Linked DNA regions of Mus musculus: region 2 is linked to region 1. A link is a loop called in an ENCODE intact Hi-C map of the cell type or tissue named here. Cell type or tissue: left cerebral cortex. All regions are shown on one strand.

Evidence for each region. A loop is a pair of places that touch in the nucleus more often than their neighbours do. Peaks named below come from ENCODE experiments on the same cell type or tissue, not always from the same donor. Only the 100,000 strongest peaks of a DNase experiment are listed, where the experiment ranks them.
Region 2: a loop joins it to region 1, with 2.2 times the contacts of the local background. A loop is called at or near these places in 2 of 42 quality-filtered maps.

What each region holds. Positions count from the first base shown.
Region 1 is chr12:91,771,932-91,779,931 of GRCm38, forward strand. All of the region lies in intron 1 of Ston2 (stonin 2), which reads right to left. Among named protein-coding and RNA genes, the nearest start is that of Ston2, 11 kb to the right of the region's middle. In left cerebral cortex, no CTCF peak of the experiment used is centred here; DNase peaks (open chromatin) are centred at 3,308, 6,349, 6,729 and 7,262; H3K4me3 peaks cover 1,050 bases; H3K27ac peaks cover 1,059 bases.
Region 2 is chr12:91,668,454-91,676,453 of GRCm38, forward strand. The region is part of intron 4 of Ston2 (stonin 2); the gene reads right to left. It also overlaps the pseudogene Gm51993. Among named protein-coding and RNA genes, the nearest start is that of Gm16876, 9.3 kb to the right of the region's middle. In left cerebral cortex, a CTCF peak has its summit at 4,876 (motif pointing right); DNase peaks (open chromatin) are centred at 4,273 and 4,933.

The DNA of each region.
Region 1 (8,000 bases):
GACCACTGCCCTGAATTCCACTTCATGGGAAAAATGGCTCAGTGGATAACAGTGGTTGCCAAGCAAGCATGAGGACCTGAGTTCAAATCCCTAGTACCCATGTAAAAGCCTGATACACAGCACAAGCATCTACTGTAATCTCAGCATGAGGAAATGGGTGGTGCAAACAAATGGCAAATCCCTGGAAGCCTGAAGACCAGCTAGTCTGGTATATGCAGGAGGAAAAACAAACCAAAAAAACAACAACAACAAAAAAAAAAAAACCAAGAGACCCTGCCTCAAAAGAGGTAGAAGGTAAGGACAGGCACCTGAGGTTGCCCTTTGACCCTCACACTAATGCAAACACACACACACACACACACACACTTACACACATGGATAGACAGACCAAGAAGAAGAGGGGGAAGATGAGGTAGAGGAGGAGGAAGAAGAGGGCAGGAAGAAGAAGAGGAGGAGGAGGGAAGAGCAACAGCAAGTGTAACCGGCTACCTTCAAAAGGCAGGCAATAGAGGACAGTATCAAGCCGGTAATGGTTTGAAATCTCACTCCCAAGTTCAAACAGACTGAAAGCAACTACCCTAGTTGGCATCTGGTTAAAAGAACTCAATGGCATTTTATTCACACAGCGTATCTGCACAGAGCCATAGCACAGAAGTGGCACTTTCTTTTTTTCTTTTTTTTTTCCTTTTCCTTTTTTTTTTTCTTTTTTTCAAGACAGGGTTTCTCTGTGTAGCCCTGGCCGTCCTGGAACTCACTCTGCAGACCAGGCTGGCCTCGAACTCAGAAATCCGCCTGCCTCTGCCTCGTGCTGGGTTTAAAGGTGTGCCCCACCACGCCCAGCTGGAGTGGCACTTTCTTAATAAAAGCGACGGTTTTAAGGCTGAAAGGAAAGGGTGTAATTATCTAAATCTAAAACTAACAAGCAGCTCTGGGCATTAACAGTTGAAGATCCATGTGGTATATAATGCTAGCTGGAAACGTCCTAGCTAGCTGGCCAGGCCCTAAGTCCTTAGTGTCACCATCCTTGTGGAGCTCTGGGAAGCAATGTAATCCAGCTGATGACAGGAAAGGTGGGATCCGTTAACATGGACGTGTCCAGGGATTCCTGTGTGACTTTGAACCACCCCTTTGACCTTTAAGTCATTTTAGAAGTAGAGAGAGAGAGAGACCGATTGCCTGCCAGATGACAGAGTTTATGGTAGGGCTAGGCTTTATTTATAAAGAGGTTTGACATCCTTAGCTCCCAAGTGCTTTCCTATTAATAAAACGGGCATGTTAAGAAGGTCACATCAGAGTCCTGTCCTGTGCTATGTGCCTGCTAGTGAATTATAGTCGTTGGTTAAGAGGTTGTGCAAATTTCTATGTGCGTGAGCATTCGTATTAGATGGGCAGAGGGCAACCAACTCCCATCAACTCCCCTGCTTTCTGTCGACTCTCTCATCCCAGATGAGGCAGTCTTGTCAGGGAGCCTGAACTGAGTCGCCGATGCAGAACCAGAGTCCACAGGGGTTCATTCCCTACAAACCCAGTGCTTTTCCCTCACGAAATCCTATTTCTACATTCTTCCCACAGTACCCGCTTTTTCGAAGACCTACTCCATCAGGTCTCTGAACGCCTGGCACTCAGTACCTTCTTAGCCATTTGCCGACTTTCTGTTTGTGGTCTCACCATTAACTGATATTAATTTATGTAAATACTAGTGTACTCTTTCACTGTCAGAGTAGAGGCAGTGTAAGAAGACACAGAGAGCCTGTAACTTCTTCCTCGGAATTTTGTAACTCCCAGAAGGATTGTCAATACCATCACGTGGGTCACCTTCCAATGGCTACACCGGACCATCCCAAACATCGGAATCAGTGACCGCCATCTTCTCATCCGTGAAGCCACTGGAGGTCACGAGCCCAGTTAGTGAGGGGCCGGCAGGGCACAGGATGGACAAAGCGTGCAAGGTCTTGAGTTCTCAATTCTGCCCTCTTATTTTTGTTCCCTTATCTTGTTATCTGTCTATAGAACTTAGACTAGTATTTCTATGTTAGGTATGGCACTTCGGAAAGGCAACAATAGTACTGTAAATCTATGTCCTACAACTGTTCAATATACGCACAAAAGGACAGCGTTCTAAGTATCTGAGGCTTTGACATATTTGACATATGATATTTCATATCAAATTGCCAGATGAATGCTATGCAATGGGAGAGTAGCACTTTCTAACTCTGTTCGACGCTTTAATCCTTCCTGTCTGGAGTCTCTTGTGGTTCACTCTTAAGGCCGGGGTTCTGTTTAGGGCATCTTTTGAAACTTCAAAGTTTCTTGGAGACCTAAGATGCAGGAAGATGCTCTAATGCCTCATAAAGTCACCAAGGGAAGGGCACTTTGAAGCCAGGTGTGTGGGAGGGGAGGAAATTACTTGCTTTTCAGAATTACCTGGAGAAAGAAAGAGATAGCCTCAGGCCTCCAGAACAAGAACTCTGGTTCCAAGTTTTCTTACTTACCTGGGAGAAGCCCAGAACCCTAAGAGAATTGCCTGTTTCAAAAACACACCTGCTAAGCGTGATTATCTGTCAAATATTGGGCCTTTTCAAAGCTTTAGCTCACTGTATTTCTTATTTTATATAAACAATAAACACTGCTTCAAGAATTTTCTACCCATAACCCATTGAGCCATCATATGCTCATCTTTACCTTAGACACATCTTCTAAGCCACTATCCAGCATTCAAAACACTGAGCCTAAAAATATGTCATGTGTTCACAAGCTGCATATTAGGGTGGGCACACAATAGTTATCTGGCTCCCAGATAGAGGTCACCCTTTGTTTATGTCTAAAACCCAGAAGAAGAAGAAAAGAAAAGAAACCTGTGTTTCATTTCCTGTACAAAGCAACGTGTTTTCTCTTTAACAACCGTTTTTCAAACACTCTGTCATTGCGAGAGCAATGAGTCAGCGCTGAGAGGATTGTTGTGACCTGCCCCTCCTATTACAGCAAGCCAAAGAGCTTTGGCCTGGTTGATCTTGGATTCTCAGAGGATTATTTATCTTGGGGTAGAGATGGGCTGCAATTTGCAGATGACCACACCGTACAGATGTTTTGTCATAAAGACTCAACCAAATGAGACAAGCCATTTCTTGGTCTGACTCTGCTACGATTCAGCCAAAGATCCACCCAGTGGGCAAGGTCCAGAAGACATTAGACTGGGAAGACAAAAGAGTGTGAGGGACTAAGATTTGGATGTGTGGACAAGCCAGGGAGAGAGAAGGCTGGAACCAGCTGAAAGGGTGTGTGCTCAATGAGAGGACGGAGACGCTGGGCAGAATTACAAGGGGGTGGGACAAAGCAGCCCTTGTATGCTTCTAGAAGCTCCACATTGGAGCTGTTTGGCATTTTCGGCTTAGGAGAATTGCACAGGACATTTAAATATAAGCCTGGGAAGGGTGGTACATACCTGTAACTTAGTACTTAGGAGGCTGAGGCAGAGGATTGCTTAGGGGTCTAGGCCAGGCAGAGTTATATAATAAGGTTCTGATTAAAAAAAAAAAAATCAAACAAGCAAGCAGTTAATAAGAACTGGAGGTTCAGGGACTCCTATACACCCCGATGCTCACAGCAGCCTAGGGCAAAGTACTAGAACCTTTCATTGGCCCTCCCTTGCAGGTCTTCCCAGCAGACACATCTTAATTGCTGCCTTTACTGCTTTTCATTGTGAGGTCTCTGGGCCAACAGCATCAGCATCGACAGAGCACTGGGCAGAAAAGTTTACTCTCAGGTCTGACCCTGTATTGACTGATTCAGAAACTCTGGGATGGGGCTGGGGGCGGAGTCAGCAATTTCTGTTGCGTGGAGCCTTCCCATCTGTCGATGCAGCCAAAGTCTGGGAACTACCATATTAGATGTTTGTTAGGTTTTGATGATATTACAAGATAAAAACGTCAAGGTGAGAGAGCACGTGCCTTGTAGGACGACGCGTGAAAAACACAAGCCACTCCAGTATCAGCTGAAGAATTTCCTTGTCCTGGTGTCCTTCGAGACACATGAGAGGGATGTGAGGTTGTGGGGCTGACCAGGATCTCGCCACCTCTTGCTCTGAGTTTCACCAGTTTCATACTTCACCGTGCTACTGGAGGTTTGCGTTTGTCCTAAAAATCTGACCTTGTTAAACCTCAATTTAACTTCATTAGGAGCTGGGGAGATGGCTCTGGAGGTAATAGTGCCTGCTCTACACCCTGCCCCAAAATCTTCTTCTGGTTTCTATGTGCACACATGGGTGTACATATACCATATACCACACACAGACACACACACATACACACACAGAGAGATAGACACAGACACACAGATATATATACACAGAGACACACAGACAGACAGACTCACACACACACACACATTTCACACACACATTTGCTTTCAGTGGTTACATTCTGCCTATAACATAAAGACTCAACTGCCTGGTCCACAAACCCGAATCTTTCATCATCTGCCTCTGGATAACTTCCCTGACCTTGTTTTTTTTTTTTTTTTTTTTTTTTTTTTTTTCAGTTTCCGATCTCCACAACCATATCTCCCTATCTTCAGGAAGCTTATACTGTCTCTGACATCACACTTGGCCATGTCACTGACCTCGGTCAACGGCATGGAGCTGGAGGGCCAGCCAACACTCACTTCCCAGCAGATGTTAAATGTGATAGTGCTGTCCCATGGTAAGTCTCTCTCTTTGCCATAGTGAGGTCAGTAGGGTCCTTGATTGAGGGAGGCTGATTTGACCCACCTAGACGCACAGCATCAATGAGTAAGAAGTCTGAGAGACTGTAGAGCAATGATGTTTGGGGTTACTTGTTATTTAGCCCAAGCAGTTTAAAGCAACACTTGTGATGTTCTGTGCCTTCGCCCGTCTGTTCTGCCTTGCTCTCAAAGACCCCACTTCAGCTCCTCATTCTATCAACTGCCTAAGTAGTCAACTCTCAATCTGCCCTTTATCTTTAACTCTCACTGTTAGAACCTCCTAGATGCCACAGACATGTAACTGTGTCTGGGGGCTGTGCTACGGGCTTCTCATCCACTAGCATTTTCTTTTTAAAGCATCCTGTCTCTTCACTATTTAATAAAATCAGTATCACTCATGTGGAGCCTAGCTCAGAGAACCAAAGCAGGGTGCCCAGATTTCTTAGCCACAGTTAGAGCCTGGGCTCTCACGAGGTGGGAGTCTGCCTTTGAATTCAGCAATCTGCCCCGTGCCACATCCTTTTGTCCCTTCCTGGCTATAGCCATCAGATCTTCCCACTCCACTGGAAAGGAAAAGTCCACAGAGCAACAGCTGAAAAGCCACACTGTTCTCACACTTGCAAGATCTGCAGTGAGAAACCCATCTCAGACCCTGAGAAGACGCTCGCTATATATTGGGCGTGTATATTGATCCTAAGGTAGACAAGGGTCTGGCAACCACAGGAAAACCGGGATAGTTTGACCTTGTCCTTTGAAGGTCCAGGCCACAGGAGTTAGGTGGGATGGCAAGACAGACAGATGTCCACTGAGAACACAGATAGAGAGGTCTCTAGGTCTCAAAGGAGAGGGCTCACAACTCCAACATGTGATCCATGTGCTATCTTAGGTTCAGAAACACAAATAAACATGTAGTCACCCGTGTCTGTGATGCCCAGATTAAACAGCAAGGGGACAGAGAGGATACAGCGGCAAAAGACTGAACTAAGACCACCTGAGACAGACATTCCATCAACTGCATGAAGGTAGAAACACACATTTTGGGGTTCTTTCAGCTGCTGGCATTTTGTTATAAGGCTGAGAATTGCATATGTGTGTTTCTGTCCCCATCCCTCACCTTTAAAAAAGGCTACAAGCTACAAAATGCTAAAAATAATTCCTTCACCACTCTAATCACCCATACAAATAAGAGAGAGAAAACAACAAAAGCATCATAATATTCTTTTCACAAAACATCCATAGGGTCACAGAACATTGGATACTAATTGAAATTCATCTCTCTTTCCCATCTGCTCCCCAGTAGGACATATCTATTCCCTTTAAATGATACCATCAGTAACAGTAACATTTTTCTCCTTGGAGAGTAGAAAACTGCTAAATACTCCAAATGGCTATGGGGCCAGTCTGGACAGGTCTGATTTACTCTTAAAACAATCACCCACTTGACAATCGTTAAGAGCCAGCATTTTTTGAATGCTTGGTGCTATGCTTGCTATTTTTCAGACAGTGGCTCATATAATCTTCCATACGAGTGCAATCAGAATTGTCACTTTATAAATAAGGAGAGCAAACAGCACAGAAAGCATGAAGGAGACTGGGAGCGAGCAAGAGAAATGCAGGCAGGGGCAGTAGCTGCATAAAACCAGAGTTAATGATTCACTTAGAGCCCTCAGGCAGCTCCTTTCAGCAGAGTCTGTATGGGAACACACACACACACACACACACACACACACACACACACACACACACAAAACTCTACATCCCAGGGAGAGGCTAGTGTCCAATAAATAACGCTCCCCCCCCCCCCCCAACTATCCATCCCGACGAGAGGCGGTGTCCAGCAAATTGCTTGGCAACGCGTTCAGGAAACTCCATCCAAGGCCCGGGGGTCCAGGCCGCCCCTGGGCGCTGTCCAGCGGGCAAAGAGCCTGAGAGGCCAGGCTGGGGTCCCGACTCAGAACACCCCGAAGCTGGGGCGCGACGCCAAGGCCGGGATTTCGAGCGGGGGTGGGGCAAGGCACCATCTCCAAGGACACCTGTTGTCGCCTCCCCGCTCAGGACAACGAAGTGGCCCTGGCCGACTTGGAGCTCAGGGAAAGGCACGGGCTGGCAAGAAGTGCTGCGATGAGTGTGGGGGTCACGGGGGTCTCCCCACGAATACCCCGAAGAAGCCGCCTCGCCTCATTCCCCACCCACCCAGTCGGGCCTTCCCGGACTTGGTGGTGCGGTGGCGCTCCGCTTTGGCTCAATACCCGGTGCTCGGAGATGCTCGGCGCTAGGACCTCGCGGCCGGCGCCCCCCGCCGTCCACCTGCGGCGCCTAGGTCGCTCCCCACCGCGGGTCGTACTCACCAGCAGCGGGCTGAGCAGAGTCCCGGCATCGGCGGTGAGATCCGCGCCACCGCCAGCTCCCCAGCCTGACCCCGTCCCGCCGCCGCTCGCGCAGAGCTCCGTCCGGGCCGCCGCACCTCCACTGCCCGCTCGCGACTCTGGGCTTGCTGGGCGCCCGCGGGCTCAGGGCGCAGCTCTCGGCGCTCCTGATTGGGCGCGGCTTGTGCAAGAGACGCTCTCTGATTGGACAGAAGGATGGGGTGGGCGGAGCCACTCGCAGACCTTAGTTGCCCTGGCCTTGGTTCCCACCGCACCTGGGGCCAGGAGAACATTGAAACCGGTTCCGGTGCCCTGTGCACCCAATGGGGTTAGCCAAGCAAGCTCCCGGGGCAAGAAGTGGCTGGGACTGGGAACCATTACGGAGTCCTAGCTACTGTGGGCTGGTGGTTGTGAACCTCCACGATGCTGGGATCCGTGCTCTTCTCTCATGCAAGCCACTTTGAGCTCACTTTTATTTTTTTCATACTTTTTAGTATAGGGTGTGTAGGGTTTAGGAAGGGCGACTGTAAACTGTGGGTGACAAATAGTGTTCATGAACCCAGATGGAACTCTACACAAATTTGTGTATGGCCCCTACCTACCAGAGCTCACAAAAGGGAAATAATTTGTCGGAGAGCCCAATACCATCAATATACTAAGAATATTGTACTGGCGAGGAAAAGAACAAGATGAACTGATGTCACCCACAAAGAACTTAATACCTAGGTGGAGAGATGAAGCTGATTCATAACATAATAATTACCCTAATATTAACATGGTGTATATTATTTGACAGGCATTATTCCAAGAATTTCACATCTGCTTTTATAATCCTGAAATTCAGGAAAAGTCACCCATAAAGAGCACCTTGGGGATAGAACATAGACGTTCTAAAGATGCCAGAATTGCTTCTAA
Region 2 (8,000 bases), 100 kb before region 1:
CATTTTTATCTTTTTTCCATCTTTATGCTGTTTTTATTCATCATTATTATAATCTACGATATTGCCTGGCACCCAGAAAATATGTACTGGCTCAGGCTCTGGGCTCACTTGCAGGTGCGCCTGAGTAAACACTGGAGAAGGAAGCCATGGCGTGTTGGTGTGGGGACAAGCCTCACACTGTGATACAGATAAGCAGAAGTGCCCTTTGCCCCAGTGCTTGAGTTACCAAGCCACCAAAACCAACACACTGTGACATTCACAATGACACGACGTCACGCCACGGGGAAGCCCCAGGAGAGGCTTCAAATATCAACAGGGGAAAAATCTGTCCCAGTTTGTCAGTGTCCCCTGTGAGCTGATGAGGTAACACGGACTCCTACAGTGCTCTGCCTCAACTCCTCCTTTAGACCACGACGGGAGGGTTCACGGTCTACAGGGGAGGGAAAACAATAGCTTAGGCAACTTGTCTTTGGACGAGAAGTTTCTAATCTGTTTCTAAACCGTCCTCTTCATTGACTTGAGGTAGAACATTCAGAGACAGGTGCTTAGAGATACTCAGGACTGTACACGTGCATGTCCCCAGCACCTCTGTGAGAAACAGGAGCCCGGGTGCTTCCCTCCAGTTCAGTCAGTCACCTGATGGGGGAACACTAACCTACTAACCTACTTCTATAAGCGCTCCATCAGTTTTATTCAGAGCAGTTTAACCCGTAGTAACTACTCCTTGTGTTAAATTTGTATTTTTCTATTTTTTTTTAAAAAGATTAATTTAGTCTCTCTGTCTCTGTCTCTCTCTGTCTCTCTCTGTCCCTGTCTCTCTCTCTGTCTCTTTCTCTCTCTCTCTCTCTCTCTCTCTCTGTCTCTCTCTCTGTGTGTGTGTGTGTGTGTGTGTGTGTGTGTGTGTGTGTGGTGTGTCTTCGAGAGTTTCTGTGCACCGTGAGTGCAGATGCTCTTGGAGGCTGGAGGGCATTTTCATTCCCTGGAATTGGAGAGGTGGTTGTCAGCTTCCAAACTTGGGTGCTGGGAGCCAAACTCGAGTCCTCTCCAAGAGCAGCAGATGGTCTTAGCTACTGAACAATCAATCTCTCAAGCCCCAAATTCCTATTTTTCTTATTGATGTGATTAATCTGGAGTTTGCCAGTGCTTTCTTCTAGAGGCAACTGTCCGTCACTTGACTCATCTCTAATTGTCAAGCCCGGGCTACCATCCTGCCTTACTTAACCTCCCAAGGGTTGGAATTACCTACCTATAGCGCCATGCCTAGCTTTTCTTTTTTGTAAACATTTTATTAAAACACCAAGCACACGGAAAAGAACAGAAATCCTGTCTGTGTTTAAAGCTTGATGCATTTTTTCAAAACTGTTTGTTTGGATTTGTTTGTAAACTGATCCAAAGCCAGAACACAGCCAGAACCCATGGTGACTTCACTTTATGCCCCCATTCCTCCTACCGACCTCCCCTTCTCATAATCACTACCATGACTACTAACACCATATGTGCTATTTGAACATTTCTGCATTGTGTTCAAATGCACCAATGCGACAGTTTATCCCTTGGAATGTTTACAGATATTTGATATTTTCTGCATTTGGGCAATTATAGCTGGTGCCCCACTGCACACTCTTGTACATACTTGGGTACACACGAAGATGCATTGAGTATACTAAACAGGACTATTCCATCATCCAGCACGCAAACTCACTGCATTCACTTAGGCTTCCACACAGTGTCTACATGTTCTGTTGGTCTTTATCTTTGCTAACAGGCAGTACTGCCTGACACTCACTTGAACTGTGATGCTGTCTAGGCACTCTGTTTTATGGTAGAGTTACTTGGCTTCCATTGGTAACTAAGGAGGCTTGCCTAGCACCGTGGTGCATGTTTTACTGGCTATTTGGCTATCCTCTTTTATGAAGTACTTCTGAAAAGAATATTTATTATTATGGTGAGAGTGTATGGCTGTGGGGCAGGCACCCCACAGTATGCATGTGGAGGTCACAGGACAGCTCTGTGGAACTGTGGACAGTTCTGGGGAGTTCATATGGTTCTCTCCTTCCCCCTTTTCGTGGGGCCTGGGGATTGAACTCGGGTCACCAGGCTTATATGACGAGCACCTTTTCCTACTGAGCCATCTTGCCAGCCCATGACATTATCTTTATAAGGCCTTTGTTTGCTGTTTACCATGTTTCTGCTGACTCCCAAAGTTAATTTATGTTCTGCATGTGAGTGGTCTGCCAGATATGCCTGTTGGCAACATTTCTTCCTATATAGTGGTTTGCTTTTATTTTTTGTAATAGGATGGCTTTTAATTAACAGACACTTTAAATTCAAAAGTGAGGTAATTTATGAAGTATTTTCCTTTAATGGTTAGTGCTTTATGAGTCTTATTTAAGAATCATTTGGAAGACATTTTATTAGAAAGCCTGATGAGCCGGGCATGGTGGCACATGGTGGCACATGCCTTTAATCCCAGTACTTGGGAGGCAGAGGCAGGCGGATTTCTGAGTTTGAGGCCAGCCTGGTCTACAAAGTGAGTTCCAGGACAGCCAGGGCTACACAGAGAAACCCTGTCTCGAAAAAAACCAAAAAAAAAAAAAAAAAAAAAAAGAAGAAGAAGAAAGAAACTTGGGAGCATTGTCTACTATAAAGCTCTTTTCCTGGGAACTGCCTCATGTACATTTTTTTTTTCATGGAAATAAAAATGCATGATGTTCATTCATCGAGAGGGTGACACTCAGAAGGAACCATCTACAGGCTCCTGCCGAGGGGACAGAGCTGTGTGGGCTCTTGCCCCTTTCTGAGCTTGGCTCTCCCACAAATTTCTCGTTGGCCAATATTTATTTTTGTTGCTTGTAACCAAAGAGGCCTACTGGTTCCTTAACTCACATCTTCTTTCCTGGATGGTCTCCATGTATACCCATGACTGTACTGGCCATAGTCCTTATTGCTGGGATCTGACAGGTGGCAATTTAAGGGAGGAAGGGCTTATTTTCACTTACAGTTTATGAAGGGATGTGGAACAGTGGTCCCCAACCTTCCTAATGTATTGACTCTCTAGTACAGTTCCTCATGTTGTAATACCTCCAACTAGAACGTTACTTTTCTTGTTACTTCATAACTGAAATTCCGCTACTGTTATGAGTCATAATGTATCTGATATGCAGGATATCTGATATGCAACCCCTGTGAAAGGGTCATTCGAGCCCCAAGGGGTTTGTGATCCATAGTTTGAGAACCAGTGATATAGATGATCATGGTGGCTGAGTGTGGTAGTCAGGTATCACTAACCTACTAACCTACTAACCTACTTCTATAAGCGCTCCTTCAGTTTTATTCAGAGCAGTTTAACCCGTAGTAACTACTCCTTGTGTTAAATTTGTATTTTTCTACTTTTTAAAAAAAGATTAATTTAGTCTCTCTGTCTCTGTCTCTCTCTGTCTCTCTCTGTCTCTCTCTGTCTCTCTCTCTCTCTCTCTCTCTCTCTGTGTGTGTGTGTGTGTGTGTGTGTGTGTGTGTGTACGTGCGTGCTACCACAGCCACTGTCAGGAAGCAGAGAAGTAGGACGGGGTTATAAAACCTGAAGGCTTGTGCCTCACCATCAGTGACCCATCTCCTCCAGCATGGCTCCCCCCTGCTTAATAGTTCCACAGCCTTCTCAAACAGGTGATGACGGGCTCCAGTACACAAACCTATCGGGGACTTTCTACATTCAAACCACAGTGGTACCCAGCACAGCCTGAACAATAACATTATAGAAACAGAAAGTTCACCGCCAAGAAATTCTGGCCTCATCTGTCCATGATTACAGCAGGATGAGTTTTAAAAACAGGTTTCTGATATGTCCAGGAGAAATAATAATATGTTCCTCTCACTAGCCTTTAGGGCCAAGAGGAAAGGGGAAAATGTAGCTAACACTGGGCATCTCCAATACAGTATAAGCACAACACAACACTAACGCTTTAATGAGCACCAGCAGAGAGTCCCAAAGCTGTGCCCAAGAACCCTACCAAGGATCCTTTCAGCTGGTGGCTATTCTAACAAGCGCTGATTTATTGAAATGTTAGGGCAAACAGTAATTAGGTAGTTTAAAAGGGTTCTAAGTAACAGCTAGCAGGCACACAGCTAAGAAACACTGCTGTAACTGGAAAGATGTTGGGGACTCATCCCAGTGAGCATGCTCTCCGGTCCTCTGGGGCCAACCGCTAAGCAGGGAGACTGACAAAATAGCACGTTATGCCTCTGAAGGTGCCCAAGCTGGTGAACCATGGAAACCCTGGCAGAGGCGAGTGGAGTAGGAGGCAGCCCTTGGCGGCATCTCTCTGGAAGTGCCTTCAGAATGCCAGCGTTGTCTTCCGCCTGCCCAAGTGGTGGCAAAGCTTCATCTCCTGGCATTGAGTGAGTGTGTTTTTTTTTTTTTTTCAAAACAGTTGGAATTAAAGCTGATGAGCAAACTGTTTTTAAAGGGGCATGACAGTATAATATAGAAGTCTGGATCCGACTGTCTTTGGCTGGTGTCTGACAGTGAAGCTTGGCTTAAATTTCTTAATGTGTCATGAAGGATTAATACTGCATGCCATGGTGAGGTTGATAAATAGGAGACCATATCTAGAGCTATTATGTCTTTGATTTTATTATTGTAAGGAAGAAGAATGGCTTTTGTCTACTGAGTATAAATTGGTTCAGAAAAGACTTCCGAAGTAGAAATTTATACATTTTAGCCATTATTATGATCATTAGTCACCATCAAGGCTGATATCTTGCAATTCAGATCAGACCAGAAATTATTTTTAGGACTGAGCTGAGAAAGCACAACCACAGCCCCGGTGTGCTACCAGTAGGGCGCTCAGGCGCATCGAGCCTCTTGGTGCCTAACAGCCTCTGAGCCTAGTATCTTGCAGCCTGTAGAGGGAGCCAGAAAAGATGGGCAGTTTTTCAGACCAGGAAAAAAATACAAGAGTGAATGGAAGAGCCATTCTCAAGGAACAGACATGCCCAGAAAACACAGTTCTTTATGGATATGCAGAGGTTGTTGGGAGAGTAGGGATGGGTGCCTTTCTCTCCCTGGTAAGCTTTAGTGCGCTATGTCTTCAAATCTCCAGACAGCTACCTGCTGCACAGTACTGGCCGGGTAGAACAGGCTGACCCAATAGGAGAACCAGCTGTACAAGTGCTCGCTGGCATTCGCTTGCCCTGCTTTATGGTCCTGGATCTAGACTGTCAAGCGCCCCCTAGACTAAGTAACTTTGGGTCTCAGTGTCTGTAGTGGTAAAATGAGAAAACTTGTATTTACTTCCCAGGACTAGGAAAATCAAATGATCTCAGGAGAAATAGTTCTCACGCTGCCTGGTGCCTGCTCCTGCTTGGACCGAGATGTTGTCACAGTCATTATTACTAGTTTTAAACAGAGAAGGAAACACCAAATATTAGATCTAAATTACAGTTTGAGGCTTTGCTGAGTCTTTAGCAATTACTGCGTTTTTGAAGGACAGTGTTTCTTCGAATAGTTCTTTATGCTTTCTTTTCACTTCTTTTCACATTTTTATGTGTGTGGGTGTCTTACTTATCTGTGTAGCAGGTACACACAGTGCCTGTGGAGACCAGAAGGAGTTGGAGTCCCTGGAATTAGAGTTACAGACGCTTGTGAGCTACCTTGTAAGTACTGGGACTTGAACCCAGGTTCTCTGGAAGAGCAGCCAGTGTTCTTAACTGTCTTTGTAGCCTTTTACTTTCTTTCTTACATCTATATAAATTTGGAGCATTGCTTAGTTAAGAGAATTTTTTAAAAGTTACTTAGTGGATTATCTAGGCTGTGTGCTCTCAGAGCTGACCGTTCCTTGGACCAGTGAGGTAAAGGATGAAGTCCTACTAAGCAGCAGTCTTACAAGGTCACTCTCTGGACAATAAAGGAGAGCAAGAATAATACCGTTTTAATTAAAGCTATATATTCAGGAAGGCAAAGTCTATGGGATTCCCTCAATGGGAAAGACAGGAACTGTAAATTTTCCCATTGCGGACTCTTTTGAAAACAGACATGAGTTTTCCCACGGACAGTCAGATATAAGTGCCAAAGACAGAAAGAGGCTAAGCCAAAGGCTGTGTCATCTGAGTATCTTCCACACAGGTCATCATCCTTACAGTTCAAAACAATGGCTCTGATAACGATGGGAAAGGCAAAGGCCAGGAGACTGCGTACACAGGCCCCTGAAGCCCTGCCCTTTGGCTACAGAATTCATTTAATACCATAAATCCTCAACTCTACATTTTAAAGTAAGGGAGATGGTTCAGAAGATCCTGGAGTACAGACAGGATAAATTCATATCCATGTTTCTCAGACTCATATTCATCCTTCTTTTCATTACAAAATGTAATCATGCAAGCCACCAGACAGTTTTTAGAAAGCATTTTAAAAACTTCGCCCAGCTTTGGGTTAGAGGACTAGGGATGGAGAAGGTTCCTGACCATTCGTAGCGTGCTGTCAGCTCTTCCATGGCAGAGACAACAGGAAAGGTCCTGCTTCCTTTCCTGTGTCCTCTTTCCAGGTCCTGTGATTCACAAGCCTGAGAGTCCTCTGGGGTCGGATGCCTGTGAGTCGATCTGGATCTGCTCTTTGACTTTCTAAAAGCCATTTCCTCTAAGCGTCAAGTGGTGCTGTGACTGCCTGTCTGCTTCTAGCACGAAGTCCTCTGGCAACTCTCGTCGGCCTTCCCTCCTCGTCTATGCCTACGTCTGTTCAACGCGTCAGGTTTGGGCTGGGATCTGAGCTAAAGAGCAAGCATGTGAGGACGTGGAGAAGGGAAGAAAGTTAGCTCAGAACCTAGATTGACTTCCCAGAAGATGGAGAAGGGTTTGTAGTCCTTTAACACGTTGTATTACAAACTACAAAAGTGGCATAGCATAATGCAAGAGCAGTGTAGCTGCCGGAGACTGTGGGGCTCGGGATTCCAACGCCACATTCCTGCCTGGCCACCTCTGCTCAGCTCAGCTCTCGTCTTCCCCCTTGAGATGTTCCCATACAACCCCGATACCAAAAGAACACCAAATAGGAAGAAATGTTTCCGGTTGGAAACGGCTGAAAGATAAAAGGCTGTCTCTTAGAAATATCTGTTAAAAACAAACAAACAAATTTAACAGCTGGCGATCCTTTAATCCCAGAACTCTGGAGGCAGAGACAGACACGTCTCTGCTTTTGAGACCAGGCTGGTCTACAAGAGTGAGTTCCAGGACAGCCAGGACCACCCAGACAAATCCTGTCTTGAAAACCCTAAAACCAAACCAAACCAAATAGCAATAACAAAATTATTATAATGTGCCAGTCCTAACACACACACACACACACACACACACACACACACACACACACACTGTTAGATATTTGTGTCTCCTGACAATTCTATGAGAGAGATGTTGTCATGAGTTTGAAAGAGGATTTCCCACCGAAAATAAATGGATCTGATTTACTATGTTTTCCTGAATAAGTCCACAAACAGGCCAAGAGCTTAGGGAAGCTGGAGAGCGTCTACAGCAAACCTTCTCTGGAACTATCCGAGGGGCATCGGCTAGGAAAGCACCACGACCTAGCTTAATGACTGCTGGCGTGAAGGAAGGGACAGCCACACTGCTTGGGAAGATGTGAGCCTTGTGACTTGGCTGCTTGTCAACTCAATTATTTCTTGGTCTTTGGCCAACACGACACCATACTTCCTCTACATAAGTAAATAAGGTACACACGTGTGTGTTGTGGCTATGCAGCTATGTATAAAGGCCATAAACTTCACACGTGTGTGTGTGTGTGTGTGTGTGTGTGTGTGTGTGTGTGTGTGTGTGTGTAGTGGCTGCGCAGGAGGTGTAAGGGCCACCATCAGACATACCTTCCATTCTTGACTGAAATCCCTGTCTATAAGGAAGAGAGTATGTGCTTGTTTTAGTCACTCTTCCTGAAGAGGCTCAGGGAGGTGGCTTAGAACCTGGCTAGAACTTAATCTGTTTAGTGTGGGTATAGG